Regions from separate parts of the Homo sapiens genome. Here region 1 is linked to region 2. A link is a loop called in an ENCODE intact Hi-C map of the cell type or tissue named here. Cell type or tissue: HepG2. All regions are shown on one strand. Links, peaks and the distances in the headings refer to the core of each region. The heading gives the core; the rest is flanking DNA. Region 1 has its middle 91 kb from the start of ERG. Region 2 overlaps LINC02943 (long intergenic non-protein coding RNA 2943).

What was found. Peaks named below come from ENCODE experiments on the same cell type or tissue, not always from the same donor. Only the 100,000 strongest peaks of a DNase experiment are listed, where the experiment ranks them.
Region 1: a loop joins it to region 2, with 12 times the contacts of the local background. A loop is called at or near these places in 1 of 110 quality-filtered maps.

Annotation. Positions count from the first base shown.
Region 1 is chr21:38,581,713-38,597,607 of GRCh38, reverse strand. It overlaps a transcript of ERG not described here. Among named protein-coding and RNA genes, the nearest start is that of ERG, 91 kb to the right of the region's middle. In HepG2, for the core only: no CTCF peak of the experiment used is centred there; no DNase peak of the experiment used is centred there; H3K27me3 peaks cover 347 bases.
Region 2 is chr21:39,025,467-39,041,361 of GRCh38, reverse strand. LINC02943 (long intergenic non-protein coding RNA 2943) reads left to right here. Exons shown (of 7, transcript XR_001755055.2): 4 at 10,503-10,772; 5 at 10,874-11,038; 6 at 12,226-12,361; 7 at 12,663-12,838. Among named protein-coding and RNA genes, the nearest start is that of LINC02940, 14 kb to the right of the region's middle. In HepG2, for the core only: no CTCF peak of the experiment used is centred there; a DNase peak (open chromatin) is centred at 7,051.

The DNA of each region.
Region 1 (15,895 bases), core at 7,368-12,367, 450 kb after region 2:
ACAACCAATGACTCATCAATGCAGGAGTGTCAGCCAGGGTGCTCCAGAAAGATCCAACAGGATGGATGTAGATAGATCTTTCTCCCTCTCTCTCTTTCTCTGTGTGCGTGTGTGTGTGTGTGTGTGTGTGTGTGTAGATATATATAGATATCTCTCTATATTTCAAGTTCCTTAAAATAAATCTTATTACACCCATCTTTATGTCCATACATAAATGTACACACACGTGTGTTTATATGTATATAGATATAGAGATAAAATGAGATATCTATGTATGGATGTATATGTATGTAAATATATATAGACAGATAAACCAATTTCTTAAAAATACATCTCATTATATTGATCCATATTTATAACTGTGTACATATGTGTATATACATATGTATGCATCTAGATTCAGATGGATGATAGATATAATGAGATGTATTTTAAGGAATTAGTTTACACAATTGTAGACTGGCAAGTCTGAAATTGGGAAGGCAGGCCAGCAATGATCTTTCCTTTTCTCCAGAGTGGGCCACAGCCCGGTGCTGCAGGAAGAAGAAGATATTACCATTAAAAAGAACAGCCAAGCTCTCCTGGATAAAAGGAAGCCCTGGGAAGTTGGTGTCTGCTCAGATTACCTACACAAGAGTCTCAGTGCTTTTTGGGGAGACTGCCTTTTGTTTTCAGAAAATGTAGGTGGATGTGACTGAGTTGAAGGTGGGTGGTGTGATGTCTGAGTCTTCCTGGTGTTGGTCCACCCCATGCCTTAAACACCACTGTGGGGAACCTCTCCTGGGAGGTAAACCACTTCCAGCTCAGCCTGAAACCAACCATGTTCTTCAGTCTTCTCAAGAAGGCCATCTTGGCTGGGTGAGATTTTCAGAGGTTAATTCAGAGACTCGTTGCCAAAACTTTGCATTTCAGAGATGTCCAGGAAACTAAGGAATTCTCCAGAGAAACTGGGAGGCATTACAACAGATATTAGCTTGCATGTACCTGTGTAGTTGAATTTCTGTCATCAGGACAGAAGGATTAGTTCTGTCAAGTAATCAAGTGTCACACGGTTTGGCTCACAAAGGTTAATCTTTCCACTCTTCCTGGGCTTTGACTGTGAACAAGTATCGCTGGATCACAAAAGAGAGGGCCCTGTGGTGGAGATGACTCACAGAAAGTGCCTCCTGTTTGCTTTCTCTGCTGTTGAACCAGGATGTGCCTTTCTCTACACTTAGCAGACAGTATGGTCCTCAGGAATACACAGAGGCTGGTTTTGAATTCCGAGTTTGAATTTGTGTTCATTTGCTTACCCTACCTGTGATCTTCACATGCCTCAGTTTTCTGAGAAATGAGAACAGGAATAATCACCTTTCAAGCTCTCTCAATAAATGGACCTAGTGATTAAAACTATGAAAGGCTCTGCCTGCACCTTGCACTGCTGAAGAAAGCTGTTACCACGACACAGAAGAAGGGCAGTAGCCTTGCTGGGTTAACTGGGTTCGTGATGAGCTTATTTTTTACAAAATATTAAGATGTTCTAGCTATTATAAAAAGAGACCCCCCCCCCCCAATCCCACACCAATTTTTATATAGAGAGGATCTGGTCCTGGGATTGCAAAACCTGTTCAGATTCCAGAAGGCTAGGCCAGCAAAGAAAATTCTGGTACTTAATTGTGCCTTTCTCAGCAAAAGAAAAAAAATGCTGAATAAACCTCATAATGCACCTCATGAATGCTACAAATTGAAAACTCAATGACATTTCAAGCAAGAAAAGAACCCCCTAGTGATATGTTGGTTCACCAGGCAGGTGTGTGGGAAGCCAGATGGCCAGCGAGGTTCTGCCCTCCAGGAAGGGTTTGCCCTCCAGGTGCGGACCCTCTCCCCATGTCACTGAGAAGCTCTTTCCATCTCTCTCCATTCTTCATCACAGTCTCCATCTTAAAGGCTACACACTGCCTCTGGAAAGTCTTGCTGTTCTTTAAGGGCAGAACACTTCAGAGCCAGCCTCCACCGCTCCCGCCCTGCTTCTGCTCTGAGGTGGCCCCAGCAGGAGTACCAGTCCTAGACCCTGACTGAGCAGAGCTCCCGGGCTTCCATTGACCAACCTCACAGGCCCCGGGGTTCAAGGATGCACATGCTCATTCTTGGGGCTGAAACAGAACTCCCCATCTTCACTGAGACCCACATTTCCTGGCTTTCCATCCTGCTCTCCTCTCTTCCCTGCACCTTCTCTGCTTAATTGGCCACCAGGCTCTGACATGTCTTCTCATCTCCACCCTGTCTCTTGCATTCCGAGGCTTCCCCACCTTCATTACCTTGGGCTGGATCGTGGCAGCCATCCTGGAACTGGCCTCTCTGCCTCTGGCCTTCCCTCCCTGTAGTCTCCTGCCTCATGAATCTTCCCAACAGCCTCTTTGGGAAACTTTGCTCGGCAGGTGCTCCAAAATCTTCAGCTATTTTCACAACAAGGTTCGGACTTCCTAGCCTAAAAGTCTAGACTCTCCCCACGTCTTGGCCCTTTGAGATCCACACAAACCCTCATCGTCCAACCAATGTGCCTGCCATTTCCCTCTTGCCTCGGGCTCTCCTGCTTCTTCATTTTTCTGGAACTTCTGCCTGAGAGACTTGTCTGATTTCTCTCCAGCCTCTCTGTTCCAGGCCATTGTGCAAAACCCCTCAACTCTTTTTTTGCTTGGCAAATCCCTTCTCAGCCATCTCAGGAGATGGCCAAGATGGCAAAATCATTTTTACAGTTTCGACAGGGGGCTTCTATTAAATGGTCTCATTGACTCCTCACGTAAAGTAGCTGTGTTGGCTCCCTGTACAGAGTCTTCTGCAAGCTGCATTTGATTTCTGTTTTGCCTAAGTTATTATTGTTGTCTGGATTGCCTTCCTCTCTGACGTCCATATAAGTTCTTCCTATTTTTCATGATCTGGGTTCTGCTATTCAAGGCTGAAATGCCCTATTTTCCTCTCCTTCAGATGATTCCAGTTCTTCTTACTGGAGCAGCTATGTGGCCCCTTCATCTGCATCACAAAACCTGGGTCCACAGCCTTCCTCTCCTGCAAGGCATGTGGGCTCTTTGGGAGTGAGAGACACACCTTGCAACTTTTCTGTCCCATATGGCCCCGTCCACAGCTCTGTGCATGGGGTGAGTGCTCAGTTCATACTTGTTAAAGGATGCTTTGATGATGGAGTCCATGGAAAATTCTATATAGATGCAGTGCATACCTATGAGGCTTCATGGGTTAACGGGGAGGCATGTTGTCAACCTCAGGTCCTGAGTGTCGGGGAAGCATGTTTGTGGCGGGGTTCATGATTTCTATTTTAAATATGAAGGATGATTTTTAAATTTTTATTTCCCAATTGTGTCCAGTACAAATGAGGTGATCTTTGTGCAATCCTTGTAAACCAGTCAAAACTCAGTGGAAATGGAAAAGCTGGTTTCATTGCTCCTGGTGGCTCAGTACCCATCACTGAAATCCCAAAGTGTTTTTGGCAAAGCCGATGGGTATAGAACTATTTTCATGATGAGTTCAAGGTTCTTTGAAATTCCCCACCCTTAAAGAGCACAAGGAAACCTTTTCCTGTTGGTATTCTCTAATTTTTTTTTTGTCAACAATGTGATATACGAATTGGGAATCTGAAATATTTTTTCTTCTTTTTTCTTTATGCTTTTAATGCTGCTTGATTTTTCTTAGGAAAGGTTCTCACCTCTATCTGCCTCTCTATACTATATCTGCCTCCTACAAGTATCAAAGTGATGCTGAAAGAATAAATTTTATCTAAAAAATGATAACTTGTAATAAAGTCTCTTATATGTAATCTCTCTTTAATATGACTTGCCATTTTTGTTCTATTATAGATTATTTTGTACTTGGGAGTTTTGCTTTATCTAAAATATTGAGATGCTAATATGATATTAGCTAATTGCCAATTGGGTATTTTATATATAACCTCAGAAGTAATTATGTATTTTTTTTCTGTCCAGTATTGTTCATTTGCAAATATAAAACAGATCTCATTGCAAAGATGGTTGTCTATGCATTTGCTTCTTTAAGATTTGACCTTGTAATTATATCGAGACAAAATTCATTTTGAAGGTCAAATTTGCCTCTAAAACAGACTTCAAGATTGTGTTCTCAAAGATATATTGTGTTTGATGAACTTTCTTAGAAATACATAATGCTTGTTTAATCTGTGGCTTGCTTTTCAGTTGTCTGCTCTTGTAAAATGACTAAATATTTGTTTTTCCAGTTGAGCTTAAGGAAAAAATCCCTGGTAAATGTGTTTTCTTGAACAGAAGGCTCAGTGTAAAGCAGGAGAGAAGTCATATTTATAGTTGCTTTTACTTTCTTGATGTCATCCGCCTTTCAAATGCTGTCTGTTTTCCTTCAGATCTCTCGTTTTTACAGGGGGGCCCCAGGCAGACCCTGGTTCCCACACTGAGGGACATGGCGCTGTTTTGCTGCTGTGTGTTTTGTTCTGGTGGAAGCTGGCAGCCACCTCAACTCTGAGATCAGCTCAAATGCTTTACATGCAAAACGGCAAGGCTGAGAAAGAACTGAAAGTTTCCTTGGGTCCAAGAACGTCTTGGGCTTTACAAACTGGTGCCCACAGGCACATTAATACCTGTGTTTATTTTTCTATCTCCTGACACACACATAAAAAATGGGAAGACGCACTGGGGAGAAAGGTTGATTGAATGTCATGAATGAAAGAAAGGTTGACCCTCCAAAGCAACATGAAATGAAACCAAACCACAATAACAACCAAATGAAATAAGACTGACAAGAAGTATGCGGTCATGGCCAATACATGGCTCAGACATGATTCATGGAGACCCTTGAAATTTTCTTCCAGCAAAACTGCACTTTAAAGGTTTAAATGTTCAACATTTCTCTGTGACTTAGAGTAAAAGGGGACCCTTTAGGGAATTGTATAAGAGTCTAAGGATTGCCTTACTGAGTTCTAAAGTATAGCAGAGTTAGTGGTGCAGCAGTTTACATAGGAAAAGCACACACACACACACACACACACACACACACACACAGTGAAGGGAGATGACAATAAGCAGCCCACATTTTGGGCTATTAACCAGGTTTAGAAAGCAAAATTGCTCAAGTGGGAGTAACTGAAGAGCACTCAAGCCTGCCACTTTTCCAGATTTGGAACTCCGCCTCCCTGGTTTCTCCTCTCATCACAGGGTCTCAGCGCCTAGGAGAGCAGCTGGCTATGCTGGCTTCACAGCTTTCCTCTGAACACTCTTTTCTTATCAACAGTTCCAGGCTTCTTGGTCTCTCTTTGGCTTCTGGAGCCCATGTGTGCTAGAGCTGGCTCCTCCCAACTCGCTAGAGCCGGCAATGATGCGTTAGAGCACATCTTTTCCCAACTCTGCATTCAGGGACTCCCCTGGGTTCCTTGCAGTTGCCCATGATGGAAATATTGACTCCATAGAAATGACCAAGTGCTTCAAATCAGGAGTTTTCCTGTGAGAGCCTGTTGTTAGCCATCTGGCAGCACACCCCTTCTGAGACAGTGGGGTCCCACCTTCCTGCCAGAACTGACCCCACCATTGTGCTGTGAAACATGGCATTTCCTCTACCTCTTCCCCAGACAGTAACGTCCTTAAGTGCCCTGGCTCTAGAATCTCTATCTCCTCTACTCCACTGGCTCCCTTTATCCTGTCTATAAACATACCTGCTTTTCTCATCCTTCAAACAGACTGAGCAAATAAGATAAACCTTCTTTTCATTGGTTTGTAAATGCCTTGAGGGCAGGGCTGAGTCTTGTGCACTAGTGCATCCCTAGCTACTAGTAATTTCTGAAGTACAGTAAGTGCCCAGCAAATGTTGGGTGGGTGAAGCCAGTTAGTGCTTTTCATTTTTGTTTTCATTGTTTTTTTGGTTTTGTTTGTTTGTTGGTTGGTTTGTTTTGAGGAGTCTCACTCTGTCCCCCAGGCTGGAGTGCAGTGGTGCAATCTCAGCTTGCTGCAACCTCTGCCTCCTGGATTCAAGTGATTCTCTTGCCTCAGCCTTCTGAGTAGCTGGGATTGCAGGTGTCCACCACCATGCCCGGCTAATTTTTGTATTTTTAGTAGAGATAAGGTTTCACCATGTTGGCCAGGCTGGTCTTGAACTCCTGACTTAAAGTGCTGGGATTACATGCATGAGCCACTGCACCCTGTGGCATTAGTGCTTTTCTTTGAACTGCCACTCCCTCCCTAACTTTGTTGCTCAACTTCTTCTATGAGTAGCCTACATTGCCCTTTGCATATCCTCCCTGTTTTTAACTACTGAGCCATTTGGCTTAATGCTGTCAGGCTCCTACAACATTTTTAGAGGACAGCAAGAGGTTTTAAGTTGCCAAATCCAGGACCTGTTCTCAATGCGTATGGTTGGTTGAATGACTTTCTCCTGGACATGAATCTCTCTGCAGTTGCGACACTGAACTTTCCATCTTACTGAATGTCCTTCCTTGGCTTCCATGACTTAGATCTTTCCTAGTTTCCTCCTTATGCTCTGACTGCTCCTCCTTGTGTTCTTGGCTGTTTTCCTTTTCCTTCTCAGTCTGAAAATATTTCAGACACTGCCTTCAATCCTCTTCTGCCTCCCTAACTCCCACTTAGACTCTTTTGCCCCTTTCACCCCTGGACTTTCCAATAAAGAAAAAAGAGGAAGGATTGCAGAATTTCTGTTTTTAAAAAGCTCTCCAGCTGATTGTCATGCTCAACCAAGCTACACTCTGGCATTAAGGATCAAGCAAGGCAATGGGGGAGTTGGCATTTGTGATTTTTTTCTTTACAACTCTGTCTCTCTCACTAGGCTCTGAACTCATTGGCAAAGCCCAACCCTAGTTAGTGTTTAGCTCAGTGCTTGGCACATGGAGGGAACTCAGTGCGTATGGATGGATGGATAGATGGATGGATGAATACATGGATGGATGGGTGGATGGATGGATGAATACATGGATGATGGATGGATGAATACATGGATGGATAGATGAATGAATACATGAATACATGGATGGATGGATGGATGGATGGATGGATGGATGAACAATTGTATGAATGAATGGATTTGAAGGGCAGGTTGAATTTAGATCATGGAAGAAGACAACATTATCAGTGAAATCATCCCTTAATTATAGAGACAAATCATTCAACATTTCTGAGTTCATACTCTGTGCCTTGTGGGACATACAGGTGAAAGACTCTTTCCCTGCAGCGTGCTTCCTTGGAGAACACTTCCCTTCTTTCCTCTCCTCATCTATTTCCTCCACCTTTCCTGCTCTCCTCCCCATTCCCACTTACTGAAATGCTAAGTGCCCATCAACTGCTCTGTTGCTGCATCTTTGGTACCTCTCTTGTGACCCTCACCACATTATGCCTCCACTCAGTAATTTAATTTAAAGTATAACCTCTCATCATAGCCTTTGTTTATTGAGGGGAGGTTCCATGCCACCTCCAGTACCTGGACACTCAACATGTGGATAGACTGAGATAGGCCACTTATCATGGTAATAGTTATTTACTAATTCTTAGATACGGTGTTGTAAGTATGGAGATCTATGAGCTGAGCTAATTTCCAGCAGATCATTTTATTTTAAAATTAGAACTGAAGAGCATACTCAGCGTGTCTGCGTGACTATGGATACAGATGGTAAAAGAGCTGAAAGCGACTTTTTTGAACATGGCTACTAGAGTGTATGGGATACTTTTGCTGCCAGTAATAACAATAACAACAAAAATGACCCCAATTCAAAATGGTTTAGTTAACAAGGAAAATGCATTTGATGTGCCTAGCTGCCCTGCCATGAGATGCCTTCAGAGTTGGTTTATACTCTTCCCTACCATAGGTAGAAACACAAGGACTTCCCTCCTTTCCCCCAGATATCCACAGCACATTGGTTTTATCCTCAGGTGACCTCTTCTCATGGTCCTGGGATGGCTCTCACAGTTCCAAGTGCCACACAGACAGGACTACTACTCTATGGCCTTTCTTCATCAGCCAACACTTTTCCTAGAAGTCCTCTAGCTCGCTTCCCCGAGTGTTAGACTGACCAGAATTATATCATGTGCCCTTCCCTAAACCAATCCGTGGTGAGAAGAGATGGTGCCCAGTGATAGGATTTACACTGGTGTTGGGGCTGGTCATCCTCCGTGGGTCATGTGGGGGCAGGCAGAACACCCAAGCAAAATTATGTTTCCTTCCATAAGGGAGGAAGGGCAGCCAGTTACGTCTGCTGCCATTGCCACCTGTGTGTGGCTATACATGGAAAAAGCAGGCTGCTCTGTGGCTGTGTTCACCATAACTGTGGGGATGGACGGCTGCTGCTGCTCTGTCCTTGGCATTGCTGGTGGGAGTGGAGCCTTCTCCCCAGGCTGCTGTCACGCACGTGGGGTCCAGGCTACTTCTTGGAGTGAGGGTAGCTTTTCTGGAGTTTTCTTTCTTCACAGTAGCCAGTTCCACCTATGGAATATTCACTGCTGCTTACACGTGGTGGCCAGGGAGATCTGTGCGTAGAGAATGGTTCTCTTGTCTAGTGTTTTGGGGAACAAGGTGGTCATTCATTCCTGAATTTAACAATGCCTTTGCTGGGCATGGTAGCTCACCCCTCTAATCCAAGCACTTTGGGAGGCTGAGAGAGGAGGATTGCTTGAGGCCAGGAGTTCGAGATTGGCCTGGACAAAATAGTGAGATCTCATGTCTCCAAAATTTTTTTTTTAAAAATTAGCCAGGCATGGTGGTGCATGACTCTTTTTCCTATAGTCTGAGCTAGTTGGGTGGCTGAGGTGGGAGGATCACTTGAGCCAGGGAGGGTCCAGGCTGCAGTGAGCTATTGACACCACTGCACACCAGCCTGGATGACAGAGAGAATCCTGTATCAAAACAAAGACAAAAACAGAAAGCAGTGCTTTGCATCTGTCCATCTGGACCATCAGCAACCCCTTCTCATTGAACTTGCACCACCTCTCTGGAGTCAGAGCCTCTTACTCACAGTTTTCAGATGAGCAAACTGAGGCTGAGGGAGGTTTTGTTGGCTGCTAGTGGGTCAGCATAAACTTGGGGCCCCAAGCTCAAGGTTCTTTCTGCCTCACCATGGCTGCTTTGACACCTTAAGCTTACCCTTCAGGTACTCAGATGTGTTCAGCTTTGGCCATTTCCAGTCCAGATTTCCTGATGATCTGGTGCCTTCTTCTACCTCCCCATACAGAACACAGAACCTGACTGAATACTGAATCCCAGGGGTCATGTGGTTTGTCCCACTGGCCAGGGGCAGGGCTTGGAGGGTGGTGGTGGTGGTGGGGGGTGTCTCTTCAGGTCATGTGACTCCTTGACCTTGGCTTTCTGCCGTTGCTGGACCAGGGGTGATTGAGCTGGGGTGAGCAGTTTGCACTCTTACCAATGTTCTCAAACGACTGTATTTTTGAGTTCTTGAGTCTGGTTTACATAATTTTCTGACTTTTTTGCTTTGATGAGGCCAGCTCACGCGGCTGGTAGTGTGCCTTTCTCTGGCAAAGCTTCTCTTCGTGGACTTCGTGACATCTTTTTGGATCCTTTGTGGCTTCTCAGCTGTGTTACACATAATTTACGTTGTCAGGTAAATGCTCTCAGGATAAATGAAATATTAATAACGCCATAATGCTAATTTAAAAATACCCATTGCACATATTTAAGAGAATCCTCTCTGGGCTTGACTCTGGGCTTTAAATCAGGCCCAACAATGTCTCAACCATAAATCAAATTATCCTTTCAGCCTAGTAGAGGTTTTGGCATAAAAACCTACTATAGAATAGCATAGTATAGGAAATCTTAGTTCACGCTTTTAAAACTTTTATTCCCTTTGCAGAAATTGGAAACCAAATACTCCTTTAACCACTTATCCATGCAAAACAGTTAACCAAGCAATAGTCAATATTGGCTTTTGGATTTGGGGAACATGTTTATTAACTCAAGATTTGCACAGCTTTGGCCGGGCGCCGTGGCTCACGCCTGTAATCCCAGCACTTTGGCCGAGGCGGGTGGATCACGAGGTCAGGAGATTGAGACCGTCCTGGCTAACACGATGAAACCCCGTCTCTACTAAAATACAAAAATTAGCCGGGTGTGGTGGCGGGCGCCTGTAATCCCAGCTACTCGGGAGGCTGAGGCAGGAGAATGGTGTGAACCTGGGAGGCGGAGGTTGCAGTGAGCCAAGATCGTGCCACTGCACTCCAGCCTGGGCGACAGAGCGAGACTCCGTCTCAAAAAAAAAAAAAAAAGATTTGCACAGCTTTGCAAAGCATGATCTACTGCACCGTCCCCCTCCCCCATCCCCTTGAACATCAGGCTGCCGAGCAGGGAAGGCCAGCTCCTTGGGCCCATGTATGACTGGATGGGAAAAGAATACATTACAGTGAAATAAATGCTTTAAAAGCATGTTTAGGATTATAAAATGATTATTCCTTAGTTTTCTCCCCTGATTATAAAGATGAATATTTTTGGTTTAGAAAATTTGGAAAATACACAAAACTATAAAGAAGGAAATAGGAGTTCAACTTTTCAGATGCTATGTATAAGTGAGAGGATGCAGTATGTGTCTTTCTGTGCCTGGCTTATTTCATTTAGCATAAAGTTCTCCAGGTTTGTTCATGTTGTCACAAATGACAGGATTTCTCTTCTAAATGCTGAATAGTGTTCCATTGTGTATGTGCACCACTTTTCTTTATGGGCGTTTATGTTGATGGACACTTAGGTTGATGCCATACCTTGTCTGTTGTGAATAATGCTGTAATGAATTTGGGAGGGCTGGTACCTCTTTGACATACCGATTTCATTTTCCATTTTCTTTGGATCTATCTCCAGAGTGGGATTGCCAGCAATCATGTAGTATTTTGATTTGTAATACATACCAAATTGAGTTGTAGTACATTTGTAAAACATATAGTATTTTGTTTTGTAATTGATCTTTGTGTTTTTGAGGAACCTCCATCCTGTTTTCCATAATGACTGTACTGATCTACGTTCCCACCAACGGTGGGCAAGAGTTCCCTTTTTCCACATCCCCACCAACACTTGTCTTTTTGATAATGGCCATTCTAACAGGTGTGAGATGACACTCATCATGATTTCGATTTGCATTTCCTTGATGATTAGTGATGTTGAGCGTAGGGGAACTGGGGAGATGTTGGTCAAAGGACACAAAATTTCAGTTAGACAGGAGGAGTAATTTCAAGAGATCTGTGACTTGAACTTGAATAGACCTATGATCTATTGACTGTAGTTAATAACAATGCATTATATTCTTGAAAATCACTAAGAGTAGATTTCAAGTGTTCGCACCACAAAAAAATAAGTATGTGAGGTAATGCAGATGTTAATTAGCTTACTTTAGCCATTCCAACATGTATATATATATATATATATATATATATATATATATATATATATATATATATATATATATTTCAAAACATAATGTTGTACACGGTAAATATATATTACTTTTATTAGTTGGTTTAAAAAATAAATAATTTTAAAAATATTTTAAAAAGAGGAAAATAAGAACTCCTATTTCACACTGGAAAGCCAAAGACCATGACTGTTAACCATTTTGATAACTTTTCTCAGGTCATCCTCTTTCCTTTCCTGCCTTCCCTCTTTTATTTCATCCACTTATTTTTTTTTCTTTGTGCAATATTGGGATGATATTATGTACGTGGTTTAGTACCCTGATTTTTTTCCCCCAGTAATGTGTTTTATTTTCTGTATCACAACAAATGCTTTTCTGTGACATCTGGGCAATTTGCCTCTATGCATAGGTTTCGAAGACTTCAGGTGGAGTTGGCTGGGGGCTTCCTAAGTAGAGTGGGAATGTCAACTGGCCTGTGGAACCATTTAGAAATAATTCTGCCCATTACAAATATTGATTTGATGCAGTGCTTAAGATGTTTTCTAATTTAAAAATATTTTCAACGGAAACAGATGCCATTTACAATTTCTCATGTTGTAAGGATTCTACTAAATATATTATTTGGGGATTGAATATTTTACTTGGAAAGTTGTGTAAGAAATTCCTGTATCTAAAAAAAAAAAAAAAAAAAAAAAAAAGAAGAGAGAGAGGGACTGGATTTTGGAGCCGTGCTACAGGCATATTGTAAGAAAGATTTTTTTCTTTCTATCTTTTTAGCTAGTTAGTGTTCTAAGATTTTAAAAAATACAGATCCTCCTAGCATTTACAAAGTAAAAGGGTTGTTTCTTTTCTGGGACTATGACAATTGCTTAATTACAGTTCTCGGGATGTTTTCTAAATTCTAAATCCCACTACCCTGTTCTGAGCAGCAGAAAGTGCTAACAGAATGATCTAGGGAAGCCATTATTACCAAAGCTGGGGGCTATAAGGAAAAGAAAACATTTTCAAAATATTTTCTGTGCAAAAGCATCTGTGTGCTTCAGCATGCCAGTTAGGCTTGGCCTTGCTTTCACTCCCGATTTTTGCTTCATAATGCTGGGCTTCCCTCAGAGGAGAGGAATGTTGTCCCCTCTTTTTTTAAGGGGAAGGATTTAAGTTCTTTCCCCTTTTAGGATATTTTAAAATAATGTTTAAGAAATAGGTTTTGTCGGTACATGTACAGTTGATCCCTGGTATTAATATTTGAAAACAAAATAAGGTTTAATATTCTTCAACTTATATTCAGGTTATTCCAGGATCTTTGGAGACCCGAGGAAAGCCGTGTTGACCAAAAGCAAGACAAATGACTCACAGAGAAAAAAGATGGCAGAACCAAGGGCAACTAAAGGTAAAATGAACAGAACCCAAATAATCTTATGCTGCCTAGTCAGGACCCCTTTTAAAAAATGTGGATATGTAAATATTTTGTATCTTTCCTATTTGATTTTCATGGTTCCAAACCTCCACAGACCATTTCTGGATTCTTTGCTGTACTTGGATGAATTATGTTGGTTCTACATGACACCCTTGACTTCCCTGAGATAAGATGCCCCATTGCCCAGCACTGCCTGTTCCTGGCCCTACAGTGTGGAGATTTTAGAATTACTGCCTTCTCAGTTCTATAGTCTTCACAGCCCCTCTTTTCTCCATCACTGTCTACTCTCTTCTCCCTTTTCCAGAGGAACCAGAAGCTAGGTGTCTACAGACTGGTGCTTTTACGATATTTCCATTTTTCTATCATACTACTACATTTGGCTTACAGTCATTTTGTGGTTATTTCACCTGAATGCAATTGAAACCTTCTTTCAAGGGGCACACCCAGGCAGTGAATCTTTGTATTCACAAAACATGCCAAAAAATAAAAATAAAATCCAGTTGAAGAAGGAGAGGGTCAGCTCCCTCTCTCTAAGGCATGCCCATGAGGCCAGCTGGAATGCTAGGGCTCCCCTGGAGAAGCACCGCAGGGATCAAGGTTATGGGGGTGCTCACATGACACTCATGCAGGCCGCAGAATGTATGAGTCCCTCCCTTGCCAGAATGAAGCCAGGGTCGATCAGTGGAAGGAATAGTAGTCCATGGAGCCTGAGACATGCCTTGACCAGGGTCAGAGTTCAGTGAGAAATGGTACAATTAAAATGGATGTGGCTCTTGAGGCCATGCCCTGACTGTGAGGCCTCTAATCTGCATTAGTTAAGTGACTTTCGTAAGTCCCTCCATAGAGGTGATTTCCTTTCCCAGTGCTGTTGTAACAAACTGCCATGAACTGGGTAGCTTAAAACAACAGAAATTCATCATCTCACCGTTCCGGAGGCTGGATGTCCAAGATCAAGGTGTCAGCCCAAGTGGTTCCCTCTGAGGGCTTTGAGGAAAATCTGTTCCAGGCCTCTTTTGTCTTTTCCCTGTGTCTTCACACCATCGTCCTTCTATACAGGTCTGTCTTTAAATCTTGTCCCTTTTTTTGTAAGTGGATCAGTCACATTGGGTTAGGTCACTAATGACCTCACTTTAATTTGATTGCCTCTGTAAAGGCCCTACCTCTCTATCATCACATCCCGAGGGACCGGGGGTTAGTACTCCAGTGCATGAACTGGGGGAGAGAATTGATACAATTCAACCCATAGCTATAAGTATTTTTATTCATTTGGAAAGATGAGCCATTTCCTACTGAAGAAGTCCATTTTCTTATTTTTAGATAAATGTGGGAGATGCATTCAGTTTCTCATGCTGTCTTCTGTCTCCCGCTGGTATTCCCTGCTTAGCTTTGGAGTGCAGGAGCCAGGGCTGGACTGGGTTAAGGTGACTGGGGCACAGGATTTCGGGCGGTGCTCCCCTTTAGGTACTGATCCTGCACTTGCATGAGCCTGAGAGGGAGAGCCTCCTTAAATCATGGGCCCTATGTTTCTCCCTGCCTCCTTCTTCCTGCCCCATAAGGGAGGCCTCTGCCCCAGTCAGGGGCCTGGTGTGCTTGGCAGGAATCAGGCCTGTGCAGTTCTTATGGCAGGGTTTGCTGGTGAAAGACTGATTTGCCTAATATCTGCTCATCCAGGACAAGTGCACCCAGCGACCAATGCTTTCAAGGAATGGATTCATTCCTATGAATACTAAATTGCTTAGAGCCATTTTGCCTACAATGTTTTCACTTAATGACTAGTTATCTTAAAACTAAAAAATACATTTCTAAATTAAGGATGTTTTTAGTCAGTTGACAAAGGGCTCTTATGAAAATTAGCAATTTATTTATTGAGGATTATTTTTCCTAAAAAGTTGCAACATTTTAATTAGCCAGCCATGGTAGCACGTGCCTGTAATCCCAGCTGCTCGGGAGGCTGAGGCAGGAGAATCAGTGGAACCCGGGAGGTGGAGGTTGCAGTGAGCCAAGATTGCGCCACTGCGCTCCAGCCTGGGCGACAGAGCAAGACTCCGTCTCAAAAAAAAAAAAGTTGCAACATTTTATACAGTATCAAAATCGTCCATTTGAAATATTTTTACTTTCTTAATTATAATGATTACCACTTGTTTAGTGTTGATTATGTGCCTAGCCTTGAGAGAGTTTTCTTTCTGAGGCATAATTTAGTTTAATCCTCACAAAAGCCTGATGGTGTAGACAGAGGAGATAATCAAACAATGGTTCAACTTGCATACTGACCAGTTAGAATAGATACAGGCCAACTCTTGCACTGACACCTTTGTGAATTGCTGAACATCGTTTGGAGGTTTTACAAATTTTTTATTCATGTTTCCCAACACCAAATACATCATGTCTTCGCCAGTACCAACCAGTCATTCAACACTGATACCAACTGGGTGTCCAACAGTTCAATTCAGTTCTGACACTGACTACCGGAAGTTAGCACATGGGTTTAAGGGCTGAGCTCCCCAACACCGTCCTCACTTCAGATGCCAGTTACAAGTATTGGGTCCCCAGGTTACCTACACTCTGTCTGACATGGCTACAACATTGGGGGTTCCCACAACCCCCCTTTTAGGTGCAACAACTTGCTAGAACTCAGGAAAACGCTATGCTCTTATGATTACAGTTTATTATTAAGCATATGAATGAACAACCAGATGAAGAGGTGCACAGGGCAAGGTCTGGAAGGATTCCAAGTACAGGAGCCTCTGCCCTTTTTTTTTTTTTTTTTTTTTTGTGAGATGGAGTCTCGCTCTGTTGCCCAGGCTGGAGTGCAGTGGCACGATCTCGGCTCACTGCAACCTCCTCCTCCCGGGTTCACGCCATTCTCCTGCCTCAGCCTCCTGAGCAGCTGGGACTACAGGCGTCCACCACCACGCCCGGCTAATCTTTTGTATTTTCAGTAGAGATGGGGTTTCACCGTGTTAACCAGGATGGTCTCGATCTCCTGACCTCGTGATCCACCCTCCTCGGCCTCCCAAGGTGCTGGGATTACAGGCGTGAGCCACCGCGCCTGGCCGCCTCTGTCCCTTTAGCATTGGGTTGCACCACACTCTTCATACCAATAT
Region 2 (15,895 bases), core at 4,143-9,142:
GAAAGTGGAATTAAGACATTTAAAAACATTTATTCATTTAACATAATAAACTTATTACATGTTGATATAAATAACATTTTTATTTAAAAAACCCTAAATTTTTAAGGGCAAAATGGTCTAATAAGAAGAGCAGTATGATTTTACATTTTTTCAAGTCTCTTTAACAGCTGGAAGATGGCTAGATTCTCCTATCTGACTCTGTACTCAATCTGTTGCACTACCACACATCACAAAACTTCTGGAAAACTCCACTGCACACTTACAGAGTAAGGGTGGAAAGGGTAGATGACATCTTAGTATGATTATAAAAATCATTTGACCTTATGGGGACCCTGAAAGGGTCTGGGGACTCCCAGGGGTCCCTGGCCTGACCACACTTTGAGAACCACGGGCGTTGGCCTTTCTGAAGGTTTGATGTAGTGCCTCAGTTCTAGAAGCCACTCAGTGCTTGATTCTAGAAGCAACATCTAGTGCTATGGTGAGGCCTGGGCCTGAAGTCTGGCTGTGATCTTGGAGCATTAACCTAGAAATTGGGGACTGAAGGAAACTGAGGTGGGCTGCAGGCATTGGACTTTCCTTTTAGTGTTTCTTTGTGTGTTTTGAGGGACTTTTTAGTGCTCTTTTTTTCTGACTATAGGAAGTAGGATATGGGTGGTGTATTATCTGAAGCTATCATTTCCTGAGCACTTCCTCCCGGATAGGCATGTTGCTTGTGCTCTCTCTGGCTAAAATTAGTTTGTTCTTTGGAATTTGCTGTCTCTTAACGTAACAAAGGGTTTGGAGTAAAAATAATAAAGTATTAGTGGAAATTTAAAGGTGCTAGCGAGCCCTTTTATTGTTCTGGTAACATTGATCTTACTTTAATCTGTGGTGCCCCTCCATGCTTGTATATTGGGAACAAGGGGTTTCATGTCCTTAGACTGGGGGCAAATTCTCAGACACATTTCTGGCAGAACTCAGGTGGAGAGGGAAACATCTTTAGCTCCATCTAAAGTGTAAAATGGAGTATAGATGTGTACTGCCTGATGAAAATCTGTTTTTCACAACTGAGACACAGCCTTTGAGGGTCCCCCCACATGTGATTTGTTTACCATTTCCGTGCCCTCCTCTGGCACCATCCTAGTCGCTAGTGAACAGATACCATCTGACACATAGATTTGTGTCGTTTTATAATTGCAGTGTTGGCAACCATGTAATTGTCCCCTAAGAGAAGACTAGTTAAGTATGTTGTCTATATAAATGGAATACAATAGGGCTGAAACAAACAAAAATGTGTTTTCTTGTACCATTGGGGAAAAATTTCCAAGAAGTAGTGTTAAATCAAAAATGAAGGCACAGAGCAAGTTTTGTAGAGTGCCAGTCTTTGTGGTGGGGGCAGGAGTATACCTTTGCTTGTATTCGTGTAGTAACCTTTGAAGACTATAAAACCGTCTATTAAGAATGGAAACTCATAGGCCATGGTGGGAATAACGTGACTGTGAGAGAGGAAAGGGAAGGAACTGCTCATATATACACCTTCTTAAACTTTTTGATATCATGTAGATGCATTACCCATTCAAACATTAAATCTGCTTAAAAATAATAGAAAAGCAAAATAAAATCCAGATGGCAAGCAGCTCAAATCCTTTTAACTAAAACCCCTTCATTTTTCTAGACAGGGAATAGCCCCACTGTGAACCGGGGGCAGTCCTGCCCCTGGGGTTAATGACTTTTCAGTTTTAACAAATGTCACCCTTAATGACCATGTAACCATGATAAATGCAGAAAGGCACCAACCCAAGTCCTCACTAGTTGGCTCAGCAAAGCAAACCTCTATTGATCCATGGTTCATCTCTTTAGCTTGGTTTTTAGCAGGGAGGCATAGAGACCAAGTGTTCAGAAACTTGTTGGACAGAGGGTGGAATTTTAGAATTTTAATAGTTGTCTTTGGACAGGTTTCATGTGCTGTGAACATGCCCCGAGAGAGTGCCTGAGTGTGCAAATCCATTAGGTTGGAGCCCGAGTCACCCCTAAAGGAGCTCCTACAAGAAGGAGGTGCTGTTTAGCTTCTGAGGGGTAGCATGGTTGGCTTACATCTCTGGGGAAGCTCTCAAGCAACAAAGGGTGAGGAATGGACAGTAGCGGCTTTTTAAATGCAGGTGAGGAATGTATATGGGCTTTGTAGATATCTCAAGCATGAGAGTCTTGAAAGAAAAGGGTTGAGTACTGACAGAAAAGCATCACTTTCAAAATGTTTCAGAAGCACATGTTTCTCATTCTATTACATAGACGTGTGTCAAAGTTTCAGTTTAGTTGACGAGACAAAAGTTGGAAATGTTACTTCATGCATTTTCCTTTCCTCAAATATGGCAGCCCTCTTTATCCATGGAGATCTGTTCCAAGACTCCCGGGGGCTGCCTGAGACCTCGGAGAGTACTGGACCCTACACATTGTATGTTTTTTTCCTATATGCACATACCTATGATAAAGTTTCATTTGTAAATTAGGCACAGTAAGAGATCGATAACAATAATAAATAATGAAATAGAAAAATTATAACAATATACTGTACTGAAGATTATGTAAATATGATTTCTATGTACTGTACTAAAGGTTATGTAAATATGATCTCTCTCTCCCTCTGTCTCTCTCAAAATATCTTAATATTTTTGGACAACAGTTGATGGCGGGTAACTGAAACCTCAGAAAGTGAAACTGAGGCTAAGACGGGATGATTGTGTTAACAATGCTGTTAATAATTTTAAGACATCGGTGGAGGTAGGCAAAGTTTATATAGGACATTTCTGTATTATTTTTGCAACTCTTCAGTAAATTTGAAATTATTTCAAAATGCCAACTTGAAAAAAATTACCTAAAAGAACAATAATAACGACACAGGAGGCTTTTATTTACAAAGCTGGGTTCTTAAGAGAGAAAAGCTTCCTTTTAGCGTTGGGAGCCAGCCTTCTAGGCTGGGCATGGCAGGCACTTCTCTAGAAGAACGTGAAGCCCAGGGGCTTTGGCTACCACAGCCCAGCCAAGACAGAAGTTCTGCAGAGAAGGACGTGTCATTTGCACCTTTCAGAGGAGTCGGGATGTTGTCAGAGACAGGCCCCAGGGCCAGGCCTCCTGTTCAGACATCACAGATTCTCCATAAAGCAGAGAGGATGCAGGAAATGACGTAGGAATCATTTCCCAGTGAGTCAACCTGTAGGCTGAAAGTGGGGCAGCTAGAGAGGAGACCAGGGTACAGATGAGTGTCCTCAAGAGGCCCCTCCAGGCCCCTGGCTGAGGTTGAGACCCTGGAACGTGGACAGGACTGAGGGACCCAGGTAGGAGGGCCTGACCCTTGCCCACCTAGAACCAGGAGGGGGCGCCATCTTGAGAACCCCTGCACCAGAAGGAGAGGCCCTGGGTTGGCCTGGGAATAGCGGCCTGGGGCAGGCAGAGGACTCCGAGGCGGCCTGACTTGCTGGATAAATGGATGTTAGCCTTTCCGGTCACCATTCGATGTTGGCACTGGCTCTCCTTGCTTTGCTGGGGATCTTTTCTTCCCAGCATATGTACTCCATGCTCCCTAAAGCATTTCATGTTCCTTAGTGAACTGGAGCCAAGGGAGGTCCCAGTGAGCTCGTTCAACCTCTGATCTGTAGGTGACAACTCACTGCCCAAATGCCCTCCTAGTGTTCTTTGTGCAGATCTTAGAGGGAAGCTGTCCCCTGCTTCTGGCCCCCTGCCCCATAGGAGTGAGCAGGCTGGGAGGACACCATCCAGTGACAAAGGGCTGAGATCCGTGTCTTGGGGCTTTCTTTGCTCTTTTTGGCTCCCAGAGGCTAGGTTAGCTCTGAAGTAAGGGCACCTCTTATGGTGACTTGGGGTTACTCATGGATGGCTTTATCCTTCTTTGAGGTGTGTGGTTGTGAAAGGACCCTGAGTGGCTGGTAAGATCAGTTTCTCTTCTTTGCCTGTGCTGGGTGGGGCACAGTGCACCACACTAGATCCCACGCAATGGGGAGCCTGGGAGGGGGCGTGACGAGGGACGCTTTCCACCAGCAGCTCTCTGCAGTGTTTCTTTTCTTTTCTTTTTTTGAGATGGAGTCTTGCTCTGTCACCCAGGCTGGAGTGCAGTGGCATGATCTCAGCTCACTGCAACCTCTGCTTCCTGGGTTTAGTGACAAGTACTCTTCCATCTTGCTGTAGAAGAGCTGATTGATTCTACCAGCCACACAGGGAATGTGCAGGGAAGTATAGTAGATACAATCACTATTGCGATGCTTGTCACTAAACTCAATAGAACAAAAACTAGAAAGCATTAGTTTTCAAAGCTGGCTGTCAGTTTGATGAAGTTAAATGAAGGTGGCTGAGGAGGAAGATGGAGAGTTCATGTAGATTCTGAAAGGGTTTTCTGGTCCTTTCCAATTCCTTAGGAGTTTGTTTATTATTCCATTATTGATTGAACAGATATTGATTCAGCCCTGTGAACTGCCAGGCTCATCAAGACAAAGAAGTTTCTCTCATAGCCCTTTGGTCCCAGTGTGGGGAGACGGCTGATAAAAATAAGCACAGTTGGGCAGAAATGACAGCACGTGCCAGCAGTGGTAACTGCACGAGGACAAAGAAGTGGCAGAGACTGGCAGGAAGACATGGGGCTATGGGGATCGAGGGGTGGGACAGGCTTCGATGTTCAATAGGACAGTGGACTTGGGTCCTAGGGCTGCCCTGATAAAGCACCATAAACTGTGTGACTTAAAACAACAGAAATTTATCCTGTCACACTTCTGGAGGCCGGAAATCGAAAATCGAGTTGCTGGCAGGGCTGCATTCCCTCTGCAGGCTCTAGGGAAGATCCTTCCCTACCTCCTCCACCTTCTAGTGGTTCCAGGCTTCCCTGGCTTGTGGCCCCATTACCCCAGTCTCTGTCCCCATCTTCACATGGCCTTGTCTCTGTATCTCTGTGTGTATTATCCTCTTTTTATAAGAACACCGATCATTGGATTTAGGCTCACCCTAAAACTAGGATATCTCATTGCAAAATCTTTAACTTAATTACATCTGCAAAGACCCTATTTCCAAATAAAGTCACAATGACAGGCTCCCCATGGACATGAATGTTGGGGAGGATGTGATTCAACCCACTGCAGGTGGTCAGGGTAGGCCCCGGAGGGAAAAGAAGGTGGGATATGAGCTTAGAGGAGGTGCTGGGAAGCCAAACAGCTCCCTGCAATAGGTGGGTTCCAGGGCAAAGGAGCAGCTGGGACAAAGCCCCTGAGCTGGGGCAATGAGGCCACTACGGTGGGGACAGGAGGCATGGATGGAAGAGGGAAGATGTGGGCGAGGCATCACACAGGGTTGTGGAGACCACGATGAGGCCCCTGCAGTTAGCGCTGAGTGATATGGGGGCCACACAGGAGGCTGAGTAGAAGACAGATGCCACTTGACCTTAGGAGACTGCCAGGAAGTTGGTTCAGGAATCCAGGAGCGAGCAGAGCGGGAGGATAATAAGTGGTTGGCTCCTGGGTTTACTTTGAAGGAAGGGCCAGCAGGACTTCCTGACCAATTGGAAGAGGGGAAGGAGGGAGTGAGAGCAAGAGGAGAATGGACAGGGACTCCAGGGCTCTTGGCTGGAGCAGCCAAAAGGATGGCGTCACTGGGGATGGGGAGGTCTTTGCAGGCAGCAAGTTGTGTATGAAGAGCAGGAGTTTAGTCTTGGGCGAAGGGAGTGTGAGATGCTGAGGCTGAGGTGTGGAGTTGGCTGTTGGACATGTAAGTTGGGAACTTGGGAGAGAGGTCTGGGCTGGAGGCACAAATTGGTGGGAGGATGACTTTTTTCATGATTGGCTTTTCCTAGATGTTGGGGTTTTTGGCTTACAGATGGGAAAGAGAGTGGGGAAAGGAGACAGAAAAAGAAAAAAGATAGTGAAGAAGGTAAGGAGTTAGACAATTTCATACTGGGGCCCCCACTGGGTGTTATTGGTGGAGGCAAAGTGGAGATGAGAAAGAAGGAGCCCTGGAATCAGACTGACCTGAGCCTTTGTTTTCACTGCTGCGAAATGGGGATACTAATCATCATGATGATGATGATGACGATGACCCAACCATCAAAACAAGACAATAACAGCTGCCAACCTTTGTGACACTCAGGATGCGCCCCACTCTGAGCACTTCATGGATGTACCCTCATTTAACCCTGACAATAGCTGTGGGGCAGGTTGGCAATTCTGTCTGTTTGGGAGCTGTGTAGTCTGAAGCACAGAGAGGTTGAATCTCCTACCTGAGGTCACACAGCTGGTGGGAGATGGTGCTGATTTACTCAGGCCTGAGCTCATTGCCCTGGGCTCCACCTATGATACTTCTCTACTGTGTGCTTGGCACATCTTTAAATACTCAAAAGGTACCTGTAGGTAAAATCGGGGCTTACAACTTGGGAGTACTGAGAATTACAAATAAAGGAGTCTTTCACATTCTGTCATGAGACCTGGGTCAGCCAGGTCACAGGGGCCGCCCCCCGGCTTTCCCCATCTCCCCCGGAGTTCCAGGTTGTATGTGAAGCTGGGAGCGATGAGGGTGAATTTCCGGTCGGGAGATTATAAAGAGGCCTCTCTTCTGCTGTCCTAAATGCTCCAGCGGACCAGCCTGGGGGCACTTCTCTTCATATCCTGTTACCTTGAAGAATAATCCCCTTTATTCTTGTTTTCGTGACTTGCCCATCTCTCTCTGGGTTTCAATCTTTTTTTTTTTTTTTTTTTTTTGTGGAGAATGGTATCATCTAATATTTATTAAGTAATTAAGTGTTCAATAAAGCTAGGGCATTTCCTCCAAGCAGGCTGGCTGGAAGGCAGGTTTGGGGGCTCACTTTCCCTTAGGTCTGTGTCCCTGGGGGTCCCAGGGCTGTGCACTGCCTGATCGGGAGGCAGCAGCCCTGGCTGTCACACCTGGCTATGGGCAGAAGGCCCGGAGGCGGGGACAGGAGAGGGTGCAGACGTGAGGTGTGGCAGGCACCGTCAACGCTGGACAGACAGCAGACTCGACCTTTGTGTGTGTGTGAAGATTTCCCAACCAGGAAACAGCTTTGAAGAGCCACGTCGCACACATGATCACACACCGCCCTGTGAGTGACCCATTTTGGAAATGAAGCTGATCAAACACTGGGAGCAGACAACTGTGACCCCAAGTCAACCCCGAGAATGTCGCATGGGGCTGGAGAGGGACGCGCCTCCCATGCTGGGACGCACCAGACATTGACCAGCTATTTCCAACCTACAGGCCTGCAAAGGTGTTAAAACTGATGTAAAAATATTCACGTCTCTATTCCTAACATGCAGACAAGGCATGAAGGGGCCCCGTTCCCAGGCGTCTCCCCAAGGCCCTCTACACGAACAGCGCTGCTCCCTCCGCTCCACTTCTCTTTCAAAAACAAAGCGAGCTGCCAAACCAAACAGCAGCCACAAACCCCACACTTTCTTCTTCTGAGTAGAAAATCATAAAGTCACTGTGGAGCAAATGAAAGTTCAGAAAAGTATCAAGGAGAAAAGAACCGCCTTCAGCTGTTCTGCCACTGGGAACCTTTTAGCTGACTGCCTGCTCGATACTTTTTCTAATATGTTCTCATGATTACATTAGATGTTGAAAAAAGTGATTGCAACTAAAATTATTTTCATGGAAACAGTTTCAATGGACCCCGTTCATCATATGAGATCATATCATAATTGATTGAGCCAATTTGCTACTGTTGGATATTTAGATTGTGTCCATTTTTTTGCACAATTATGCTGCAGTGAACATTGTAAATAAATCTCGGCGCATATCTCAGATCTGTTGGTGTGGATAGTGATTCTCCAACATCTTGCCAAAGTGTATCCCCCAAAGAGAAGCTTTGAGGTTTTCACCTTTTTCTTAGAATTTCAGGAGAATGTTGCTTTCTTCTTGAAAGTGATCTGATTTGTTTTAATGTTAAAATAATGTCTTCAATTACTAATCCGTGAAATGAGTCATTAATTTAGCCCTACCTGCAAAGGCTTTCAGTACAATGGATGTCCAGGGAGATGAGCCCTGGGGACCCTGAGGCCTCAGATCTCATCTGCTACTTCTCATGTTATGCCTCGGGGGTGCCTGGGTGAGAAACAGGTCTTCGTAGAGGGTTGCAGAAATGGAATTGCTGGGTTAACAGTGGGAAATTTTTAAAAGATTCTTGGTACATATGGTTCTTCTATGTAACAAAATTAATTCCACAAGTATAAAAGTTATTACTTATAAGTAAAAGTGTCATCTTCTATACTCTTGCATTATAAAAACAGTTACAAAAAAGATAAATACTGATCTATTTTTAGAGTTAAGACATTTCTAGATATAGAAGCAAAAAGAACAGCATAAAAAAAGAATTTGACTACATATCTAAAGATGATGTTAAAATGAAAAGGTAAATAATAAACCAGAAATTTCAATTTGCTATATATGCTATATATTTGTATCACGTGTATATAAATGTGTGTGTAAGCATCAGTGTCTTAATAAGGAACACTTTCAACAAATTAACAAACTGCAAACATCCAGTGGAAAAATGGGCAATGAACACAATTACAGATAACTATAAGAATGAATAGAAATGATTAATATATACATGTGAAAAACAGTCAACCTCACTAACAATCAAAGAAGCGTTAATTAATACAAAATGCCACTGTCACCTAATATAATTGGTCAGCTTTAAAGACGATCATGAGGGTCAGCAAGGGCACAGGGAAGCATCACGCTCCCTTGCTGCCTGAGCGAATGAATTCCTTCTTGTGTCCTGCCCCAGCCCAGGGACTACCTAGCCACACACCTTGGCTTCCATTCTACCCTGAGCCCCCCTCATGCCAAGGTAGAAAAGCTTTTCCTTTATTTAAACCCCATAACATTGTGTCTATGAGTCTCTTGTAGTAGGTGGTACAAATGATCTTACTTGATAATATCAATACTCAAAATAAATATGGTTTTCTAATAATTTATTTATTATTTTATTTTATGTTATTTTTGAGACGGAGTCTCGCTCTGTCGCCCAGGCTGGAGTGCAATGGCGCTGTCTTGGCTCACTGCAACCTCTGCCTCCCGAGTTCAAGTGATTCTCCTGCCTCAGCCTCCCAAGTAGCTGGAACTACAGGCACCCACCCCCATGCCTGGCTAATGTTTGTATTTTTAGTAGAGACGGGGTTTCACCATGTTGGCCAGGCTGGTCTTGAACTCCTGACCTCAGGTGATCCACCCTCCTCAGCCTCCCAAAGTGTTGGGATTACAGGTGTGAGCCACTGCACCCGGCCTGGTTTTCTAATAATTTAGACATAAACGATGCTATGTCACTGGATCTATTCAGCACTGTGTACCAGGAACTGTCCTGGTTACTGAGATACTGCAGTGGACAAAACCAGACCTGGTCCCTGCTCTCGCGGAGCTGACCTGCTGTGCAGGAGACAGACTCTAAACAACCACATACATTAGTGAACAAGTGTATGAGTTCAGGAGGGGTGTTGCCAAGAGAAAAGGAAGGAGGCCAGACAGCAGAGCAGTGGGCCAGGGGAGGGAGGCATTTTAGCCCAGCGTGTGAGAGAAGGTGGCTTCTGAGATGAGGCCTGATGGAGTGAGGAAGCAGTGGGAAGACCCAGGGAAGATGTTTCTAGCAAACGGAATGGCTTACGCCAAGACCCCAAGTCAGCAGTGTATTTGGGCAGTTCAAGGTTCAGCAAGGAAGCCAGCATGGCTGAAGAGCATGGGGACAGAACAGTGGAGGTAGGAGGTGCCGGGGAAGTGGCCAGGCATGAGAGCACACTGGGAGAATCGCGTAGGTCATGGTGAGGCTTTAGGGTGAGGTGGGGGAGCCTCTGGTCTGGTCGGTTTTATGCTAGGTGTTGTCATGCTCTGGCTTACTTTAAAAAAAAATTGGCGCTCATGCTTGCAATCCAACTTTGGATTGGATTGCAATCTCACTTTGGGAGGCTGAGGTGGGAGGATTGTTTGAGGACAGGAGTTTGAGAGCAGCCTGGGCAACATAGAGAGACCCCGTCTCGACAAAGAATAAAATAATGAGCCAGGCATGATGGCGTACGCGTGTAGTCCCAGCTACTCAGGGGGCTGAGGTGGGAGAATCGCTTGAGCACCGGAGGTTGATGCTGCCGTGAGCTGTGATCACGCCACTGCACTCCAGCCTGGGCAGCAAAGTAAGACTCTGTCTCAAAAAAGTAATAAAAGTTGGTATAAAAGGCACATAAGATAAAATTCACCATTTTAGTGATTTTAAAGTGTTTAATTCAGTAGATTCACAACGTTGTGCAGCCATCACCACTTTCTAATTCCAGAACTTCATCACCCCCAAAACAGGCTCACTTTCATCACCCCAAAAAGAGACTCTTAGTCTATGCACAGTCACGCCACGTCCTCCCTCCCCCCAGCCCCTGACAACCACTTTCTGTGTCTGTGGATTCGCCTATTCTGGGTATTTCATATCTATGGAATCCTACAAGCCTTTTGTGATGGTTTCTTTCCCTCAGCAGAATGTTTTCAGTTCATCCACGTCGGAGTGTGGGCCAGCACTTCATCCCTTGCCATGGCTGAGGAATAGTCCATCACGTGGACAGACAACAATTTATTTCTCCATGCATCAGGTGACAGACATTTGGGTGGTTCCCACCTGACTCACTTCATGAAAGAATATCTCTGGGCCCCATGTGGAGGCTCAAAAGAGCAGAGCTGGGAGACCAGGGAGGATGTAGCTGCAGGAATCCCAGGAATGCAGGTGAGGGCTGGAGGCGGTTGCCCTGCAGGTGAGTGATGGGAGAGGCCAGAGGGGCCAGCGAGGTGTGGGTCTGGAGCCAGCAGATCATGTTTTCTGTCTGTCCTTCCTCCACGACGATGTACTCTTTAGGAGCCGAGTGACGATGACCTGTGGATGAGCAGCCTGGGATGCCCCTGTCCCCAGCCTCTTCAACCTGACACAAGTTTGCATTCTATGCTCTCTTTCTTTGGAACAAGGATTGACTCCTAAGTGGCATCTGGAGAAGGCCGAGCTTCCTGCAGGGACCTGAAGAGGGTATTAATAGCAACTTTCCTCTGTGGGGTGTGGGACCAGCAGGTCAGGACAATGGACCCCAGCCAGGAACCGATCCAGAAGTGACCACTGGCTGCCACTGAGTGGAGCCCACCAGGCCCGCTCTCCTCTCAGCCACAGTGGGGATTGCTTTCTGCATCCTGCTGAGAAAAAAACTGCATAGAACAATTTCTGAAATTAAGGGCCATCCACTGGGTTATTTTAAACCAAAGAGCTGAAGCCTCCTTCAGTAGACACAGGAAAATTGATTAAAGTCCGTGCTTCAAGGGCCCTGAAAGCACTTTATGTCAATGTCCTTCCTGCGATAGTGCTTCTGTGTTTTAATAGTAAAGCCTGCATGAGTTTACTAAGAAGGAAAACCTTATGTGTTTTGCAGGTAAAATGTCTGTCACCCAGGCATTGAACTCAGCAGTATGGTTTGGCAATTACTGTCCTCAAGGCTCCTTTCTTTCATTATCTTTATCTCCTTTAAAAAAATTTTTTTAAAGATTTTTTTCTTATTTCAAATGGTGCACAATCTTATACAAGATTTTAAAAATTACAAAATTAACTAGCAAAAAGTTAAAATCCTCCCTAATGCAGACGGCAAGGGGCTATGGCTTCCTTCCTGTGCGACCAACATTCTTTTTGGTATGTTATGCTTTTATCAGCTGCTTTGGAATCTGAGGCTGATTGGTTCCATCTGCATTTCTGTTTGACTTTCAGCTCTGAGCTCACCCTAATCATAGCTCACTATCGAGAAAAAGCACAGAGACTGCTACAGAAGCTGCAGGCTTCTACTTGATAATACAACCTAGTAACATACTGAGCTGGTCTGGAACCACTCACACAGACCCCTCCAATCACTGAGAGCCCAGGGCTGATGGAGCAAATAGAAGATACCACAACGCAAGGAGGGCTCCTAAAAGAAGTCTTAGACAAGGAGTCTGCATCTGCCAAACTCCATTTTTCTGGAATCCCAGCTGAATGCTGGGATTCATTAATGCTTCCACGTTGCATTCTAACACCCAGAGCTGCCCCAGTTCTAATCTGTGATTCACAGTTAGCCTGGTCATCATGCGTATGGATGGCCTTGCCCATAGGCACATCCATTCTCTCTTCCAGGCTGGCAGGTTTTCTCTAGGTTTGCTCACTTTTTTTGTACTTATTTCTGCATTTGCCTCCTGAAGGTTTTTAGAAACAGAAACGGAGTCATCAGATTGCTCACAGTGGCCAAATCTTGCCCTAAAGTCAAAGCTCTGAAGCACTGCACTAAAGAGCTCTTGGAACACCCGTGGATTCCCAAGGAAAGGAATGGATAAAGTTGTGAGCAACAGAGGTGGTGGCCGTGGGGGCGGGTGCCCAGGGGAGAAGGCAGCCATTTCCTTTGTCTTTCCTCTATTCTTCCTGGATGCAATTTTCCACCCAGGTTTTCTCTGTTGGGTGAAATCTCTGCCCAAGGAGGGGGCTGCAGCTCTCCCTGACCCAGGGCAGGCGGCTCACTTTTCCTCTGCCAACAGGGCCTGACAGCAAAGGCTGCTCAGACAGCCAGGGAGGGCATCTTTGCAGGGTTCTGAGATGGAGGCTGTATTTCTCAGAGCAAATCCCCTTGCTCTGTTTCTTTCAGAAGCCATGATGACCTTGTTGAATCCAGCCATTCTGCAAGTGCCTGTTTTGACTTTAGGGATGGAAGTCCTTCCAGGCATGCCAAGAGGGAAGGAAACATGGCAGGTGCACTGGCTTTGAAGTTGCCGTGGTGGTTGCAATCCTGCATCTGTCTGTTCCTGATGGGGTGACCTCAGGCAAGTTGCTTGGCCTCCCTGAATCCCAGTTTTCTAGTGTGCAAGATGGGGACCATATTGCCTTGGGGATGACTTCAAGGACTGAGAGAGGTATTTTTTTTTCTTTGAGACAAAGGCCTTGCTCTGTCACCCAAACCGGACAGCAGTGGTGCAATCACAGCTCACTGCAGCCTCAACCTCCTGGGCTCAAGGGATCCTCTCACTGCAGCCTCCTGAGTAGCTGGGACTGCAGGCATGAGCACCATGCCTGGCTAATTTTTCAATTTTTTGTAGAGATGGAGTCTCACTGTATTACCCAGTCTAGAGGGAGATAAATTCTAAGCTTAGTACAGCACCTGGCTTATATGAAGAACTCAGTAATCAGTGATATTTACTTCATGTATTTATAGTTCCTAACATGGGTGTTTAGTCAGCCTCCCTTTTGCCACATCTTCCAACTGTTCAGATATCCTACTTGTCTGCCTCCTCCTCCATGAACCCTCCCTAGGTTCCCCCAATCCTCAATGATTTCCATCTCCTCTGTTGTCAGTTTGCCCCATTCCTGCCACTAGGACTCTCTGAGTGTTTCTTGTGCATTAATGTTGTTTCATTAAGAGTGGGGAGGTGGCCTCAGAAGTGGTTCAGTGGTAGTTTAAGATGCTAGGTAAGAGCACAGATTCTGCAGCCACACTGCCTGGGTTCAAATCCTGACTGGGCCACTTAACACCAATACGATTTAGTTTCCTTATCTGTAAAATGGGTTCAATAACAGTTCCTGTCTCATAGAGCTGTGAAAAAGGATTAAGTGAGATCCATTTAGATCCATGCCTGAGCTTACATGTGCTGTGTAAGTGTTAGCTATTATTATGCCCACCTGTGTAATTTTGGTAAGTTGGCGTATCTTTGTGAACCTCAGTTTTCTCATCTGCAAACCAGTAGTAATAAAATGTAATCCTCTGGGCTGTGGAATTAGATGAAGTGCTGAACATGTGGGCACAGTGCTGGGTGCATGGTAAGCACTCAGTGTTGGTAGTGGTTGTTTTTGTCAGTTCCTGGGGACAGGAGCTCTGTCTTGGTCAAGCTGGGAATACATTTTCCAGAGTCTCCTTTTTTGGGGAGTTCTGATAGAACTTGGCCCATTTAACAAACAAAATAACAGAACTTCTATTTAAAGTTGAATGCAGATCAATCATAGCAAATTTTCAGTGTAACCATATCCCATGTATTGCATGGGAAATACTTATGCCTAAAAAATTATCCACTGTTGATCTGCAATTCAAATTTAGTGGGGCATCCTGTATTTTACATAACAACCCCTCAAGAGGAACTAGTGTGAGTCTCAGAAAATCAATGGATGGAGGCAGAGGTGCTGATGGATCCCAGTGTGTCTTCTCTCTCCTCTGCTCTGGCCCTGCTGTGGCTCCCCTGGGGTCCTGGCTCCAAAGGTGGACATGCTGGGCTTGTTGAATCCTGGCATGCTCTGTGCAAATCCCTCAACAATTGTCCAGAGTCTGCCCCCTCTCAGCAACCCCACAGCTATTGCCCTGGCCCCTTCCTCACTCTGGGTACCATACCCCAGCTGTTCTCTACACAGCATCCAGAGATATCCCTTTAAAGGTGACACTGCTGGTTGGTTTCGGTTGCTCACACATGTAATCCCAGCCCTTTGGGAAGCCAAGGCTGGAGGATCACCTGAAGTCAGGAGTTTGAAACCAGCCTGGCCAACATAGTGAAACCCCGTCTCTAAAAATACAAAAATAAGCTGGGCGTGGTGGCATGTAGCTGTGGTCCTAGCTACTTGGGAGTCTGACGCAGGGGAATCACTTGAACCCAGGAGTCAGAGGTTGCAGTGAGCTGAGATCATGCCACTGCACTCCAGCCTGGGTGACAGAGCAAGACTCTATTTAAAAAAAAAAAAAAGTGACACTGCCTTCTCAAAGCCCTGCAGCGGCCCCCTTCTCACGAAGAATAAAATCTGGAGTCTGGACCTTTGCTTCCAGGCCCTGACTGTTCTGGCCCCAGCCTCCCTCTGGCCTCTTTCCTCCTGTCTCTTGCTCACTTGCTCTGCCCCAGACACACCTGCTTCTTGATGTTCCTGGAAGCACCTGCTGGTCCTTTTTGGATGAGACATTCTGTCCCCTGAGTACAGGAATGCTTGCTCCCCCCACACTTCACAGCATCTTTGTGCAAACGTCCCGCCCCCGAGAACTCGACCCTGGGCTGGGCTCCCCTCTCACCTTGTCTTTTCCTCTGGGCGATCATCACCTCTTGACACTCCCAGCACTCTTCTGTTTGTTGACTGTCCCCTTCACAGTCCCAGGAGCCCATGAGGGCAGGGACTCCGAGATGTCCTCTGCTGCATCCTGGCCACAGCTACACGCCTCCCTGGATGGACGCCCCGTAGGCCAGTGTGGAACGAATGGGTCACGTAGTGGTGATGAGATGGGGAGGCTTTGCAGGTTCCCACGCTGTAGAACTTGGCAAATGAGTGAAATTGTGCCAGGAAACAATTCTTGGAGTTCTTGTATCAGCTCAAAGCCTTAAGGTTGAGCCTGTGGCAGGTAATGTTGAACCAAGCTTCTGGAAGTTTCTGCCAGTGACACCCATGTCCAGTGGTTGGACTCATTTTGACTTTGTGCTCTTTGTATCGCTGATTCTTCCTTCTTTTCCTCTTCCTGTTGTCAGTAGTATTGATTGGTAACTGGGCTCACTTAAGCATTTAAAAGGACAATGATGGAAATGCAGCCTTGCTCTGTAATAACATGAAGGGCGAACCGTTTCATTAGAATGCCGTAGAGTTCTCCGGGGGGTGGGGGGGTTGCATCCTTAGGACATTGCTACTGTTTGGATGTTCGCCCCTTCCAAATCTCATGCTGAAATTCGATCCCAGATGTTGGAGGTGGGGCCTGGTGGGAGGTGTTGGGTCATGGCGGTGGATCCTCATGAATGACTTAGCACCATTCCCTTGGTGATGAGCGAGTTCTCACTCATTTCACGTGAGATCTGGTTGTTCAAAAGTGTCTGGGACCTCCCGTTTTCTCTCATGCTCCTGCTCTCGAGTGTGATGTGTGTACCCCAC